Regions from separate parts of the Mus musculus genome. Here region 1 is linked to region 2. A link is a loop called in an ENCODE intact Hi-C map of the cell type or tissue named here. Cell type or tissue: left cerebral cortex. All regions are shown on one strand. Each heading gives the region's core, and the rest is flanking DNA. Links, peaks and the distances in the headings are about the cores only.

Evidence for each region. Peaks named below come from ENCODE experiments on the same cell type or tissue, not always from the same donor. Only the 100,000 strongest peaks of a DNase experiment are listed, where the experiment ranks them.
Region 1: it touches region 2 in a loop (2.2-fold over the local background); 3 of 42 quality-filtered maps call a loop at or near these places.

The regions. Positions count from the first base shown.
Region 1 is chr13:54,515,710-54,523,453 of GRCm38, reverse strand. All of the region lies in intron 1 of Simc1 (SUMO-interacting motifs containing 1), which reads right to left. Among named protein-coding and RNA genes, the nearest start is that of Simc1, 16 kb to the right of the region's middle. In left cerebral cortex, for the core only: a CTCF peak has its summit at 3,030 (motif pointing right); a DNase peak (open chromatin) is centred at 3,028.
Region 2 is chr13:54,465,534-54,473,277 of GRCm38, reverse strand. Thoc3 (THO complex 3) reads left to right here and starts at 4,438. Exons shown (of 6, transcript NM_028597.3): 1 at 4,438-4,737; 2 at 5,296-5,452; 3 at 6,894-7,098. The coding sequence starts at 4,471. In left cerebral cortex, for the core only: no CTCF peak of the experiment used is centred there; a DNase peak (open chromatin) is centred at 4,376; H3K4me3 peaks cover 1,779 bases; H3K27ac peaks cover 309 bases.

The sequences.
Region 1 (7,744 bases), core at 1,280-5,279, 51 kb before region 2:
TCTATAGATTCATAAATCATCCAAATGCTAAATGTGGGAATGCAATGGAATTTTTTCCCCTTAGATTCAAGAAAGACAGGTTTGTAGTAGAGAAATTCCACCCTTGACCAACAGAAAGCAACTTTTGCTTGGAGAAGCCAATTCCCGGGATAATTTGCAACAGAGGCTAAGCAAGGCTTTAAGTTAATATGAGGACCCAGATGCTAAGAACATGCTTGAGTGTTTGTCACTGGACTTGGGAGTTCCAAAGATTCATGGCTTCATTAGAGAAAGTTCTCAAGGACACACATATGAATAGAAACAGATTTACTAAGAAAATAATCAAAAGTACACTTCTAAAAAGGAAAGAAAATAGGAAACTTAGCTGGATAGTTGAGTTTTTAAGGGCTGTAGAAAAATTTTCCATTAGTCTTATCCATATTTATGTGTAAATTTTTCTGGAGATTAGGAGGGCATTTTGGGTCTCGGAGGGAAGGTTTGGCTAAACGCAGGATGTTTAGAATCAAACTATTGATCTGAAAGGCAGCATTCATGTAAAAATACAGCTATACTGGAAAGCATAAGAAGCTGATGGGGCTTCTGGGTCTTGGAATCTCCTGTAGAACATAGCTAACTTCTATCACAGAGCACAACCAACTATAAGAGTAGGATTTTGTGCAGTCTGGATCTGGATGAAGCCATAACCATCAGGTTAAATTTACATCCAATGGGCTGGAGTGATGGCTCAGTAGTTAAGAGTATTGGCTACTCCCAGCATCCACAGGGTGTCTTTTCTACTCTCCATAGGCATAAGACACACATCTGGTACACAGATACAGTACAGGCAAAACACCCATACTTATTATAACCCATTATCTTGTCTCCCTGATTACACATGTCACTTTTCTATGATTTCTTAAATTTCACAATGATACTGCAGGATAGCATTGCCATCTCCATTATATACATGCAAAATCAGTTTTGAGGGACCAGGTGATTTACCCAAGGACTACACAGCTAAGTAGTAGTGGCAGACATTCAAATCCACTGTCCGCCTTGCCTGTTAAGGGCCTAGGGATATGTTCCTTTTTCCAATATGTAACCAGCTCTATCGCCTTTGTTTTGCTGAAACAGGATCTCACTTTGAAGCTCTGGCTAGCCTGGGACTCTCTATGCATACCAGGCTGTTTTTAAGAAAACCTCAATCATTTGATTTTTCCAATGACGACTCAGGAGCCAGATGCTGAGGTGAAGGCCTCCTAGCTCAGAGAGGCAGAGAAAGCACCCAGATGACCTTCCTCTATAGGTCTAAAAGAAAGAGGACATCCCAAAAGAAAGTTTTTCTCCATGCCCCGTCAAAAACCCTCAAACTGAATGTCCCTCCCTTCTACTTCCAGTGCATCTCTATATATCCTCCTGACTTACTCTTGCTGTTTTTCCTCCATGTTCACTCCTTATCTACTGGTTATTTGCTCCACCTCTCAACCTATTTAATCTCGTTTACAATAAACAGAAAGCTCTTGAATTAAAGGTGTGTGCTAGAGTTGAGCCACACCACAACTAGAAAAATGTTTTTTTTTCCCCCCTCTAGTTAATAATACAATCTTGGGGTTGGGGGTGGGGTGGGTTTACAGTGTATGTGATCAAATACCCTACAACAGGGGCCAGAGAGATGGCTCAGCAGTTAAGAGCACTGACTGCTCTTCCAGAGGTCCTGAGTTCAAATCCCAGCAACCACATGGTGGCTTACAACAATTCCCAGGAACCACGTGGTGGCTCACAACCATATGTAATGGGATCTGATGCCCTCTTCTGGTGTGTCTGAAGACAGCGACAGTGTACTCACATACATAAATTAAAAAAAAAAAAATCTTTGCCTTATCATAGGCCTGCAAACCAAACCTTTGACCTCTTTTTTAAAAATCCTGCAACATTTCCCCCTTTTTGTCTAAATAAAAAGGAAAGAGTTTAACTCTAACAAAATAAAACTATTTACAATAATGAAGACATTTCTGCCAAGCTTTCCACAATGTCCAGCATTGTATTGTATTTGGCAGGCCTAGGATGGAGTAATTTGAGTTCAAAGTTCTGTAAAATGTTCCTGTCAGTCTCCTATGAACTCAGCAATTTCAATGTCCTGAGCAGGTTGTAGTCCAAACCTGATCTTTGGGTGGTGTTTGTCACCTTAGTGGCAATCCTGGTTAGGTAGAATATAGCAGTCAACCCAAAGGTGTCCACTGTTTGCACTGATGCTGGCAGCAGAAGTGGCATAGGGCAGTTTTGTCCAGTGGTTGATGTTACCACAATGCAGGAAGATTGGCTGTTACAGGGCCCCATCATCTTCTCAGAGATCACAAGGTTATTGTTATTGCTTGGTAGAAGACTTAAACATTTTAAATGCCATATTCAGCAGATCTCTGAAAGATTTGAGGACCATGATGTATTAAGTATATCTGAAGTACACAAACTTTGTTCCTAGTTACCTGCTTCAGACTCAAACCTGAAAACAGCACGGGAAGCAGGTGAAGCTTATTTCTAGAATTAGTTAATATTCTGTATAACTCCTAGTATGACAGTAAGTCTATATACACATAATAATCTTACATATTTTTGAGATAATATTTATAGCTTAAGGAAAGTTTTAGAGTGTCAAATGAAGATCAAAAGATTATGAGAGTAGTGGTACTAGAACAGTCCCTTATTTCTTGTTTTCCTCTGTCCTATATGAGGAGGCTCCTCTGATATGAGACAGAGATTTGGGATTTCCCTTTAACAAGCATGTGTGGGTTTAGAGAAGGAGAGCTATGCTCAAACCCCAAAGCCAGCTTTAATTTTTTTATTTGTTTGTTTGTTTGTTGAGACAAGGGTTCTCTGTGTTGCCCTGGCTGACCTGGAACTCACTCTGTAGACCAGGCTGGCCTCGAACTCAGAAATCTGCCTGTCTCTGCCTCCCGAGTGCTGGGATTAAAGGTGTGCGCCACCATGCCTAGCTCAGCTTTAATTTTTAATTGAATTGGGACCACAGAAAGAGCATTTGCCACTCTGTCTGCAGAGGGCAGCAGAGATGAGCTGGAGGTGGGCGGTGCCACTTGGCCATCTATCTTACTGTTTCTTGATGATCAGTTCTTTCCTCAGATGTTTCACTTGTCCAGTGGTCTCTAGATTCCCTATTTGGATGTTTTTATTCTCCTTGAAAGATAAAAGAAAACCCTGCCCCAATGTTAACTCTGGGGGTGGGATTTTTTCTTTTTCTTTTTTTTTTTTTTTTTTTTTTTTTTTTGTGCAGGTTATATCTTTCCTAGGGCAAAATGTATTTTTGGCAACAGTAGGAAATTCTTTTTGAGTTTTAATCACTGTAATTTTTGTGTGCTTGCTTCTGCCTCTCAAGTGTTGGGATTAAAGGATTAAACCCAGCCACTGTCTGGCTATGGATTGCTCACAATAGTTATTCTCATAGAGTTGTCCTGGTTTAATTTGGTGCCCCATTTCCCCTTATTTTTTAGTGCTAGAGGTAAACTTTCAAGGTTTTCAAATGTGTAATCTATCATCCATGCTAATTTATTCTGAATTTGTTCCCTGGCAAATTTTAACATTCTAGAACTAGACAAACATGATGCCAATTTGTTCACTATTTCATTATTTTCTGATGTTTATGTTTGTATTACCTGCATGAGTTATATAATATTTGATGTCTTTGCTAAGTTTTTCTATGTTTCTCCATTTCCATTCATGCCTATGACCAGGTATCTTTGCCATTTACCTGACAGTTACTGGTCTTTCATTTGGATGGCCATATAGCTAGACCATTACACATGCACCATGAATTGGAGAAGATAGAGATTTTTCTTTTCCTTTCCTAGTTGTTTGTCTTATAGGCAATAGTGTTGCGCTGATTTTGTGGTCCTTCCTCAGTATTGGCCATTTCATCCCCTAGTCTATAAGCTGTCACTTTCCATTAATTTTGGTTCTAACAGTGGTTGATGAACCATCAGTAAACCATGCATTAGCTAAATGTTATGACCATTCTGGTGGTCCTCACAGTTCAATACATGCCTCTGTGGGGGGAGGGGTAAGAGGTTTAGGGATGGGGAGTACAGGCAACTGAGCTATTTTCTCCATGCAAAAAGGCAGACCCCTTTGCTACTACATCCTGGTCACAAAGGAATTCAGGTAGGTACCAGTTCTACTGTAATAGCCTTTCTTCCATGACTAAGTCTGTGAAGGATTCTGCCTTTGAATAGACCCAATCCATCATTGGAGGGGTACCCTTATGACAGGGTGATTGACAAAGAATGAGTATAAGGTTTGCCTCATTAAATGTCCAGGTTTGTTTCTCAAAGAGAGAATAGTTATTCTCTCTATATAGAAAACATCTGCAATAGAAGCTGACAGGCAAATGTTAGTGAACTCCTTTTTGCTGTATGAAGAGTCCCCAATATTGACAATTCACCAATAAATACCATATCCATAATTAGGGTACCATCTGGTTCAATACTGGTTAGACTGCAATGCACAGAGATGAGCTTACTTGCAGTCACAAAAGCTGTTCTTTGTTCCTGTCCCCATTGGAAACCAGCTGCTTTTCTAGTAACCCTGTAGAAGGTTTCTATAAGAATCTGTAAATATGGTATGTGATTTCTCTAGTGTGCAAACACAGCAAACATACCAATTAGGAGCTGTATCTGGTTTTGTCCCTGGTTGGTGGAATTAAATAAAGGCACGGGCTACCACTGCTCAAATATTATATCTTATCTCCAAATCACTCAAACTCTTAGAGATTTAGATAACAATTATAGTAACCCTTTGAATTTGAATTTACTTAAAACATTTTAAATCTCTCTCTCTCTCTTTCTCTTTTTTTTGTTGGTTTTTCGAGACAGGGTTTGTCTGTGTAGCCCTGGCTGTCCTGGAACTCACTCTGTAGACCAGGCTGGCCTCGAATTCAGAAATCCACCTGCCTCTACCACCCAAGTGCTGGGATTCAAAGCGTGCGCCATCACCACCCAGCTTCATTTTAAATCTCTTAAGTGTAGTTTTAATACCAAACAACAAAAATACCCTTTTTATTTAAAAAGAAAAATTAAGAGCTAATGTCCAAAATGGTGTGGACCATGCAGCAATCTACAATCTAACCTACTAACGTGGAATTAAGACATGTGGATTAAAAAAAAATCATTTTTCATTTCATGTCAGTAAGACAAGATCTTGTAACCTGGTCAGATAAAAGGCATTTTTTGTCTTTATTAGTTAGTTTGGACTGAACGACCAAACTATCTGATGAACTATCACCTCTCCTTATTAAGGAGATTTTTCCTGTTCAAATCTAATCTTTAATAAATCTTGGTGGTATCCACAGCTTATCTTCTTCTGGGGAAACAGAGACAAAACCTCTTCCCCAACATAAGACATAACCCAGCTTCCATTCTGAAGATGTCCATTTTTGATGTGTACAGACTTGATTCAGCAGTGGTATCTACTATACACTGTCTCTCCACAGCTGTTGTTCCTCTCTCATTAGCATTTACACATTTTAGAGTTAATAAAGCACTATGTAATCTATCACTGAAGGTCTTTATTACCTCTTTCTGTTTACTAAGTATATCTTTTAAAGTGTAATTAGATCTTTCTATAACTGCTTGTCTTGTAGGATTGTGTGGTATGCTTGTAATATACAAAAACAAAACAAAACAACTATTTAATTTTACTAGAGACATATGCTGGCACATTCCGGGTCTTAATTTGTAAGGTATTCACATAATAGCCATAACTTCTCATAAATGTGCAATTACAGAATCCTCCTTTTCAGAGCTTGAAGCAGTGGTCCATTGCAATCCTGCATCTGCACCTATGGTACGGTGCATATACTTTAACTTTCCAAACGCTGCAAAATGAAACACATCCACTTGCTAAATTTCATTTCTTTGGGTATCTTTTGAATTACTTTCTGCAGGTAATGGAGTTTGGTTATACAAAAAAAAAAAAAAAAAAAAAAAAAAAAAAAGTATAATTTCCTTGGCTTGTTGCCAAAGTGATAGAAAAATCTTTATTTAAACCTTTGCTGTTAACATGGCATTTCTTATGAAAGTTGGAGCCTTTTAGCACATTTCCTATAAATAGTGAATCAATTTCTTCGTTACCTGTGCTAGAGGGCTTGGCAGACCCGAATGGGATCTGGTATGTGTTCTATAGAATGGATGGTTTCTATTTCTGATTACTTGTTGTAGTTGAATAAGTAACAAAGTTAATTCTGAATCATCCAGAATATGTTTAGCAGTTTCAACATATAAAACAAACTCTTTCTGCATAATGAGAGTCAGTAGCTATATTAAGAGTCAGGAAAACCTAACAATACTGTAAGAATGGCATGGCTCTGACTTTTAACTGAATCATAAGCATCCTGAGCCAATTTGCTTATTTTCCTGACTTATAACCTACCTTTCCTGATTTATTTGCATCTTTATAGATGGTAGGGGCTCCAGAAATTTGTATTCCTTTTACCATACAAGGGAGAATCCAATTTTTTCTTTTTATAAGATGAAATATCCTGTTTGGGGGATATTTGCTATTAATCTCTTCCAAAAAATTACTGCATGCTTTTTACCAATGCTCATTTTCTGCCCATAATGAAGTAATTTTAGCATTAGTAAAATTACTAATTTCTGTTGGGTCTATATCTCATAAATGACAACGTCTCATTTTTCCTTTCAGAATCAACTCAGAAACCTATTCTACATAAGTCTTTAATTTTTTACTGTTTGTGTGCTAAAAATACTCATTCATTATCTTCTCTCTGTATAAGACTTCCTGTAAGAGAAGGGGTAGAGGGCAAAATAACCAAAATACAATCCAGCTTTGGATCAAAACAGTACATATGTGCATCCTATAATTTCTTTTCTACCAAAGCCAATTTTCATTTTCCTCAGCGGATAATTATTTTCTTGGACTATTCAAGTCTCTTAGTACCTAGGTAAAAAATTAAGACCTGTATGGAATATGAAGGCTTAGGTGGAATGTTAAGGCCTAGATAACTAACTATAATCTGGCTAGCCTGCCATCATAAGGAAACTTTCTCATTTGTTTCTGCTGTTACTAGGGTATTCTCTAATGCCAAGTTTGATTACATTTTCTGTTATGTTCTGTACCCTTGGAAACCAATCAGGATAGAAGTCAGTAGAACTGCTTTGTATAGTTACCCACAATAAGCTTGGACTGGAACCAATCACCCAACAGCACTTCCTTCACCTGTGTATAAGCTTTTATGGTATGAGCTGCCCCTGGGATGGACCCCAACATAAGAGAGACACCTGCACCAATATAAGAAACTATCTGGAATAAGACTTCCATTTTGAATAGTGGACAAGTAAAGTTTTAAGTTCCCAAGTCCTTCCTGGGAACTGATATGTTGGTTGGCAAGTTAAGACATGAATGTTAGGCAAAACAAGTCCCATCCCGGTAGACAAGTTAAGACAAGGTAAGTCCTGCCACAGTTGAATACCCCAACCAACGGAAACAGGATAAGTGTACAACAAAGACTTGTTCCTATGGAAATCCCCTATCCCTAAGTCCTGATTGGTTGGGTAACCTGGCTCAGACGTTTGTGAATTTTGGGATTAAAAATCAGGTAGGATCTTAACGTGGGTCCTGAATCTGGACCATGGCCCTGGTTGATCAGTCCAGAGGCATAGGATCAATAAACTATCTCTATCTGACTTAGATTGGTGTTCATGTGGTTTGTGAGGTGATTCCTGGACCCAAAAAATCCTTC
Region 2 (7,744 bases), core at 2,485-6,484:
ACAGGCCACATTCCTTTGCCTGAAGGATGGCTTTTCACCTGTCTCATAATACCCATTGTTGTTTAAGCAGACTGACTATAATATTTCCTACAGACCAGGAAGAAAAAGCCCAAGAAGACACCAGTGTCGGAGGCAGAGCGAACCCCTGTCTGGAGACTGTGATAACATAGCCCTCTCCTCAAAACCTGGGGCTGTGGCCATCACATTCTCTGCAGTGGCTGTGTGCACTGGTGATCAGCTTACCTGGACAGCCTGTAACACGCTAAAGGTTCACACTATCCCTCCGTGGCTATTGCCTTATTAAATAAAAAGCAAGGAGACCTGACAGGCTATCCTATATAACAGGGCTGCTATCAATTACCTACCTTTACTGCATCATCAAGGATATCAGTTTAGGGAAATGTGCTGTTTTAATCTCTCTGACAGTAGCAACTCAATTAATGAAAAAAAAATCAGAGTTACTAAAACTTGCGAAAAAGGTTCCTCAAGGTGGGGCTGAGATCTGATTGGATGGCTCACTTGCAGGTTACCAAATTTTACCTGGGGTGTGTGTGTGCGCGCTTATTTTTCCTGTCTTTTTGTTTTATGTATCCTGATGCTCATTTGTGGATGTCAGTGTCTACCCCTTGGTATCCCCACCCCCATCACCAATCAGAAAAAAATCCAAACCAAAAACTATAGTTACAAAGGGCTCTAACATTAAATTCTCCTAACTATGAGTTGATAATTCAGCATATTCTTTTTTTTTTTTAGATTTATTTATTTTATTATATGTGAGTACACTGTAGCTGTCTTCAGACACTCCAGAAGAGGGCGTCAGATCTTGTTACAGATGGTTGTGAGCCACCATGTGGTTGCTGGGATTTGAACTCAGGACCTTTGGAAGAGCAGTTGGTGCTCTTAACCACTGAGCCATCTCACCAGCCCAATTCAGCATATTCTTATAGAGCCAGTGGGGAATGTGATGGGCTACTGGACTGTAGTTATGCCATCTTGTAAACATTCCTCTTAAGAATACTTTGCTCGGGCTGGAGAGCAGTTAAGAGCTCTGGCTGTTCTTCCAGAGGTGCAGCGTTCAGTAACCAGCAACCACATGGTGGCTCACAACCATCTATAATGACATCTGTTGCCCTCTTCTGGCATTCAGGTGTACGTGCAGATTGAACACTTGTATACATAAAATAAATACATCATTTAAAAAAAATGGGCTGGAGAGATAGCTCAGCAATTAAGAGCACTGGCTGCTCTTCTAGAGGTCCTGAGTTCAATTCCCAGCCACCACACGGTGGCTCACAACCATCTGTAATGGTATCTGATGCCCTCTTCTGGTATGTTCTGAAGACAGCTACAGTGTGCTCATACACACACACACACACACACACACACACACACACACACACACACACAGAGAATACTTCGCTCAGCTGAGTGGTGGTGGTGCACGCCTTTAATCCCAGTACTAAGGAGGCAGAGGCAGGAAGATCTCAGAGTTGGAGGCCAGCCTGGTCTACAGAGTGAGTTTCAGGACAAGCAGCGCTATGAGAGCAACCCTGTCTGGAAAAACAAAAACAAGAACAAAAACAAACAAAATACTTTTCTCTATCAAATATTAGGCCTGTGACTTGGGGAAGGCCATTTTGTCCCTTTCGTCAGTTTCCTTACCTAATATAAGAAGCACAAGTCCTCAGTGTCTGTAAGATATATAGTCACATGAAATATTTGAAAAAGAAGGGAAGGAGGGAAAATGAGATAACACATAGTTTTCTGCCCAAAGACTTTAGTGATTTTATTGACACTTTAGTCCTGTCTAACATCTTTGCAGTTTCTAAAACTTTCTGATTATGACGAGGTAGGAAGGAGAGTGTAGAAGCAGGAGCTATGTGCTTACGTGGCTTCATTTATTATTTAGGATCTATATTTCCTTATATGGATGGTTGCAGATTCTTAGAAACTCCTCTTTAATTGTTTTATAACACTACCCAAAGAAAGTGCACAGTGCATAATGAAGATTGTATAGGGATATTCATTGCAATAATTCATTAAGGAAGCAACTGAATTAAACTATTATACTTCTCCAACTGAGCTATTGTGCAAGACCCCTTCTCAAGGAAAAAAAAGAAAAGAACAAAAATCAATCCCCAACTAGAAGTCTATATATATTTATGAAAGACAGCAAATTATGTAAGGAAGGCTGCATCATCCCATAAACCCTGCAGCGTCTTTGCAAGGTCACACATTTTTTTTTCCTTTTCCTTTTTTTTTTTTTCCTTAAATTTTTATGTGAAGGAGGATTTTTGCATGGGGCCTGGGACGCCAGAAGAAGGCGCTAGATCTCCTGGAACCAGAGTTACCAAGAGTTGTGGGCCACTTTGTGGGTGCCTGGGGAGGGAACAGCAATCCTCTGCTAGGACAGCAAGTGCTCTTAAACAGAGAGCCATCTCTCTATCGATTCTATTTTCCTTAAAAAAAAAAAATTAAAGATACTATTAGCTAGGCATGGTGGAGCACTCTTTTAATCCTAGCACTTGGGAAGCAGAGGCACATGGACCTCAGAGTTCAAGGCCAACCTGGTCTACAGAGGAAGTTCCTGGACAGCCAGGAATACACAGAGAAATCTTGTCGTAAACCCCCCTTCCCCATCAAAAATTATATTTTTTCTTGTGAATATTCATTGTGTAGGGTACTGTTATATAAGGATTTCTTTCTTTCATTTTCTCACATTTTATTTAGTAAATATTGGGTGCCTACTATGTGCAAAATACCAGTGGAGGGGGCCAAGACTGCTGGGTCATAAAAACAATGGAATGACAGATTTCAAGAAATTATATTCAGGTAGGGAGATAGCTATTACTGAAAGTAACAGAAGAGAATATGTAGGGAAAATACACAGGAATTCCAGTCCCAGACAGAGTACAGAACACGGTATTCAGGGATAGACCCATTTAAAATGATTTCATGGATATGCATGTGTGAGTACACGTGTGTATGTGGGGGCCAGAGGACAACACGGAGGTGGTTCTGAGGCACCATCCCTTGTTCTGTTTTGAGAAAGGGTCACTCATTAGCCCGGGACTTGCCAAGGAAGTTAGACAGCTAGCCAGTGAGTCCTAGGGATCTGCCTGTCCCTGTCTCCCCAGTGATGGGGTTATAAGCCTGCGACACCACAGCTGGCTTCATAAGGACATTTTCACACGAATATTTGTTGGATATATTCCTCTGGTGTCCCCTATCCCTGCACAGTTCTTCTCCAGTGCTTGGCGAATCCTGGCTGTGCACCATTGTTTTTTTCCACCCGGGTATCTTTTGGTTTAACAGAGACATAAGTGGGAGGATCAGAGATGTGAGCATGGCACACAAAATGGTCATTGTACTTTCCGCTATTTTCTTTTAGTTTACTATCATGTATATACAATATCCTTTAACAACCAAGATCAAAAGACAGAAAAACGTCTTGGGAGGCAGAGGCAGGCGGATGTCTGTGTGTTCGAGGCCAGCCTGGTCTGTAGAGTGAGTTCCAGGGCAGTCAGGGATACACTGAGAAGCCCTGTCTTCAAAAACTAAAAACAAAAACAAAACCCCCGAACAAACCAAATCTCAAATTAACCGAACAACTTTTCCCAAGTCCAACCGACAAACCCACATTTCTTTTTTCTTTTTTTTTTCTTTTTTTTTTTTTTTTTTTTTTTTTTTTGGTTTTTCGAGACAGGGTTTCTCTGTATAGCCCTGGCTGTCCTGGAGCTCACGTTGTAGACCAGGCTGGCCTCGAACTCAGAAATCCGCCTGCCTCTGCCTCCCGAGTGGTGGGATTAAAGGCGTGCGCCACCACGCCCGGCTCAAACCCACATTTCTTATCAATTCCTTCATTCCACAAACATCTAACCTTTCTCCAGGAGCGACAACTTGCAATGGCCTTTTGCTTTAAGGGCACGATGAGGACCTTACAGTGAAAAACAACTCTAGAAAAAAGATATTTTACATGCAGGTAAACTGGAGGATTTATCTTGACTCTCTTTTTTGAATAAGCAAGGCTACCAAGAAACTGGTAAGAAGACCATTTAAAAAAAAAGTTGAACTCTTGGTGGGGGGTGGGGAGGGGGAGGGAAGCAAGTCGGGCAGTGGTGGCACACGCCTTTAATCCCAGCACTTGGGAGGCAGAGACAGGCAGTTTTCTGAGTTAGAGGCCAGCCTGGTCTAGAGTGAGTTCCAGGACAGCCAGGAAACAAACAAAGAAACCCTGTCTCGAAAACAAAACAAAACAAAACAAACCAAACAAAAAAAAGCGAATTTAAGGAAGAATCAGTCCTATTTCAAAAGGGAAAGGTGGACGCGCGCTGCATGGCGGGATTTGTAGTTCCGCGAGTGAGAGGCGCCAGCGCGGAGCGACGCGGCGCTTTTTCGGCGCATGTGCAGGGCGACGGCGCCAGACTCAGAGTATCCAGCTTCCGGCGCGCGGTCCGTGAGGAGGGAGGCATGGCGGCGCCCGCTGCGGTCCTGGGCCCCTCGGCCCTCGGCCAGAGCGGCCCCGGCTCGATGGCGCCCTGGTGCTCAGTGAGCAGTGGCCCGTCTCGTTACGTGCTCGGGATGCAGGAGCTCTTCCGAGGCCACAGCAAGACGCGCGAATTCCCGGCGCACAGTGCTAAGGTGCACTCGGTCGCCTGGAGCTGCGATGGCCGTCGCTTGGCCTCGGGGTCCTTCGACAAGACTGCCAGCGTGTTCTTGCTGGAGAAGGACCGGCTGGTGAGCTTGTAGGGCACGGGCTTGGCGGAGAAGAGGGCTGTGTGCGGAGGGAGAAAAAGCAGGAGAGGTAGGGGTATGGCCTGTCGTTGGCGGTGATGAGGAAGGGGTTTGGGGCTGGAAGAGTTGGAATGACGAAGGGGGTGAGGCTGCCTGGCGGAGAGCAGAGAGCGAACTTAGTGGCAGTAAAGAGGTGTGGCGACGTGGCTGCGGGCCGGGGGAGGTTGAAGTCAGGTGGCAGAAAGTGGTGAGGGTCTAGAAGAGCCCTGGTGACGAGTGGCTAGGGACTAATGGGGTGGTAGAGCCCCTAGGGTGGAGAGGAAGGCTTTATTTGAAAATGATAGCGCAGGACAGGTTGGTTGAGGTGGTGGTGGAAAAAGAAAGAAGGGAGGCCAGGAAGGGCCAATGTCAAAGCTCAGAGAGGTTCATGGGGGGGGGGGGGAGGGGGTGTTGTAGTTTTGGAAAAAGAATTAGATTTCTGTTTTGAATTATCCAGATCTTTGCTGGTTTCAAGGCACCACTGTTTGGATAAAAGTGGCATCTGGATTCTGTTCTTTTAAGGTCAAAGAAAACAACTACCGGGGCCACGGAGATAGTGTGGACCAGCTTTGTTGGCACCCAAGCAACCCTGACCTCTTTGTCACCGCATCTGGAGATAAAACCATTCGCATCTGGGATGTGAGGACTACAAAATGCATCGCCACTGTGAATACGAAAGGTGAGTTCAGAGAGAGGGGGTTCTGGAGGAAAAGCTAGTGTGATCTGCAGCAAGCATCTTTGTAGCAAGTGCAGGTTATCAGGATGGGTTGTATGTGTCTGTCTGGAGAAGACAGGAACAGAACAGAGCACTTTTCTGGCAGGCTGTAGATGTATAGGAGAGCAGTGGAAACTATACAAGAGTAGTATGTGCAGAGGCGTGGAGAGTTTGGGAGATTCAGGCAGGTTACAATGGCTGAGAAACCATGGGCGATCTGGAAAGTTGTGCGTTTTGTTTAAAGGCTGTGTTCAAAGAAGCAGTGTGGTAGTTTGAGTAGGCTTGGCCCAGGGCATGGCACTATTAGGTGTGGCCTTGTTGGAGGAAGCGTGTCACTGTGGGTGTGGGCTTTAAGACCCTTATCCTGGCTTACCTGGAAGCCATTCTTCTGTATGCCTTTGGATTAAGACGTAGAACTCTTAGCTCCTCCTGCTCCATGTCTGGTTGAATGCTACCATGGTCCCACCTTGATGATACTTGACTGAACCTCTGAACCTGTAAGCCAGCTCCAATTAAATGTTGTTCTTTATAAGAGTTGCCTCGGTCATGGTGTCTCTTCACAGCAGTAAAACCCAAAGTAAGGCAGGCAGTTTTGTTGATTTTAGATTTTTTTTTTAATTTTCATCTGTGTGTGTGTGTGTGTGTGTGTGTACGTGTGTACGTACACGTACCACATGTGTATAGGTGCTGGAAGAAGGCGTCTTGTCCTCTATAAATGTAGTTATAGGTGATTGTGAATTGTGGGTACAGGGAATTGAACTTGGGTCTCCAGGGAAAAAAACCCAAGTGTTCTTAACCACTGAGCCATTTCTAGCCCCACAGGGGAGAAAATGTGTGTGTGTGTGTATACACACACACATACATATATATACATATATATGTACACATATATTTTTGAGGGGGAGACAGGGTTTCTTTGTGTAGCCCTGGCTATCCTAGAACTCACGGTGTAGACTAGGCTAGACTCATGAACTGAGAGATCCACCTGCCTTTGCCTCCCATGTGCTGGGTTTAAAGGCATGTATCATCACCACCAAGCTCCCACAATAGAATTCTTGATACACCTTCTGATAGATTTTTAACTGCACTATAGACAGTAAAGTACAAAAAAAAAAAAAAAAAGGTGTTTTGAAAAAAGGTTTAATGAAGTTGAAAATTTTAACCTGTGTTCAGTGTGGACACGCGTGACTTTGATGAGACTGGTGCCAGGGGTTGGAGTGGGGAGGTGCTTTGACAAATGTCTAGACTCACGGTCGCCTCTTGGTCATCGGAAGCTTCCTTCCATTGATTTGGTGAGGAATAAGTGCTGAAGGTAGCTCTGATCTTCTTTCCAGGAGAGCAGAATAAACTCTGGAGGCCGATGGGCAAAGGTGAGCTTGCTGACGGATTATATCTGGGTTCCCAGGGGAGAACATTAACATCTGTTGGAGTCCCGACGGGCAGACCATCGCTGTGGGCAACAAGGACGACGTTGTGACTTTCATTGACGCCAAGACACACCGCTCCAAAGCGGAGGAGCAGTTCAAGTTTGAGGTCAATGAGATCTCATGGAACAACGACAACAACATGTTCTTCCTGACCAACGGCAATGGTTGCATCAACATCCTCAGGTGAGGCACTGGCCGGGGTTGTCAGACCTCTGCAATGGCCACCCTGCCTTGCAGGGAGGAGTTAACTGTGAGCCTGTCCCAAAAGACTTGAAAGATAGAGAGAGTATTAAAGAAAAAAATCCTACCTTCTTTTAGGCATTCTGGATTTTATGAATTCTTACTGATACTGATTATACATTTTTCTGTTGATCCTGAGGGAACTGAGGCTTGTAAACATTCAATTATTAGTCAGCCAGCCCAGGATACTTTGATGCACCTTGAATTGTGGCTAATTCTCTCTCTAAAAGTTTCAGCTTAAATATCACTTTCCCTCTAGCAAAGTCACTTTATCCTCTCCTCTCCAAGATTAGAGGGTTTTAGTGTATCTTAATGCCCTTCCTATTTCTTTTTTTTTTTTAAATTTTATGTGTATGGGTGTTTTGCCTGCCATGTATGTCTATGCACCATTTGTGTGCTTGCTGACTGGAGTGTCAGGTCTCCTGAACCTGGAGTTAGATACAGCTGTGAGCTGCCATGTGGTTGCTGGGAATCGAACTCTGGTCCTCTGGAGGTGCATCCAGTGCTTTTAACCACAGAGCCATCTCTCCAGCCCCCTTCTTCTTTTTAAATGATTTATTTATTTTATTTAATTTGTGTTCTTTGGTGT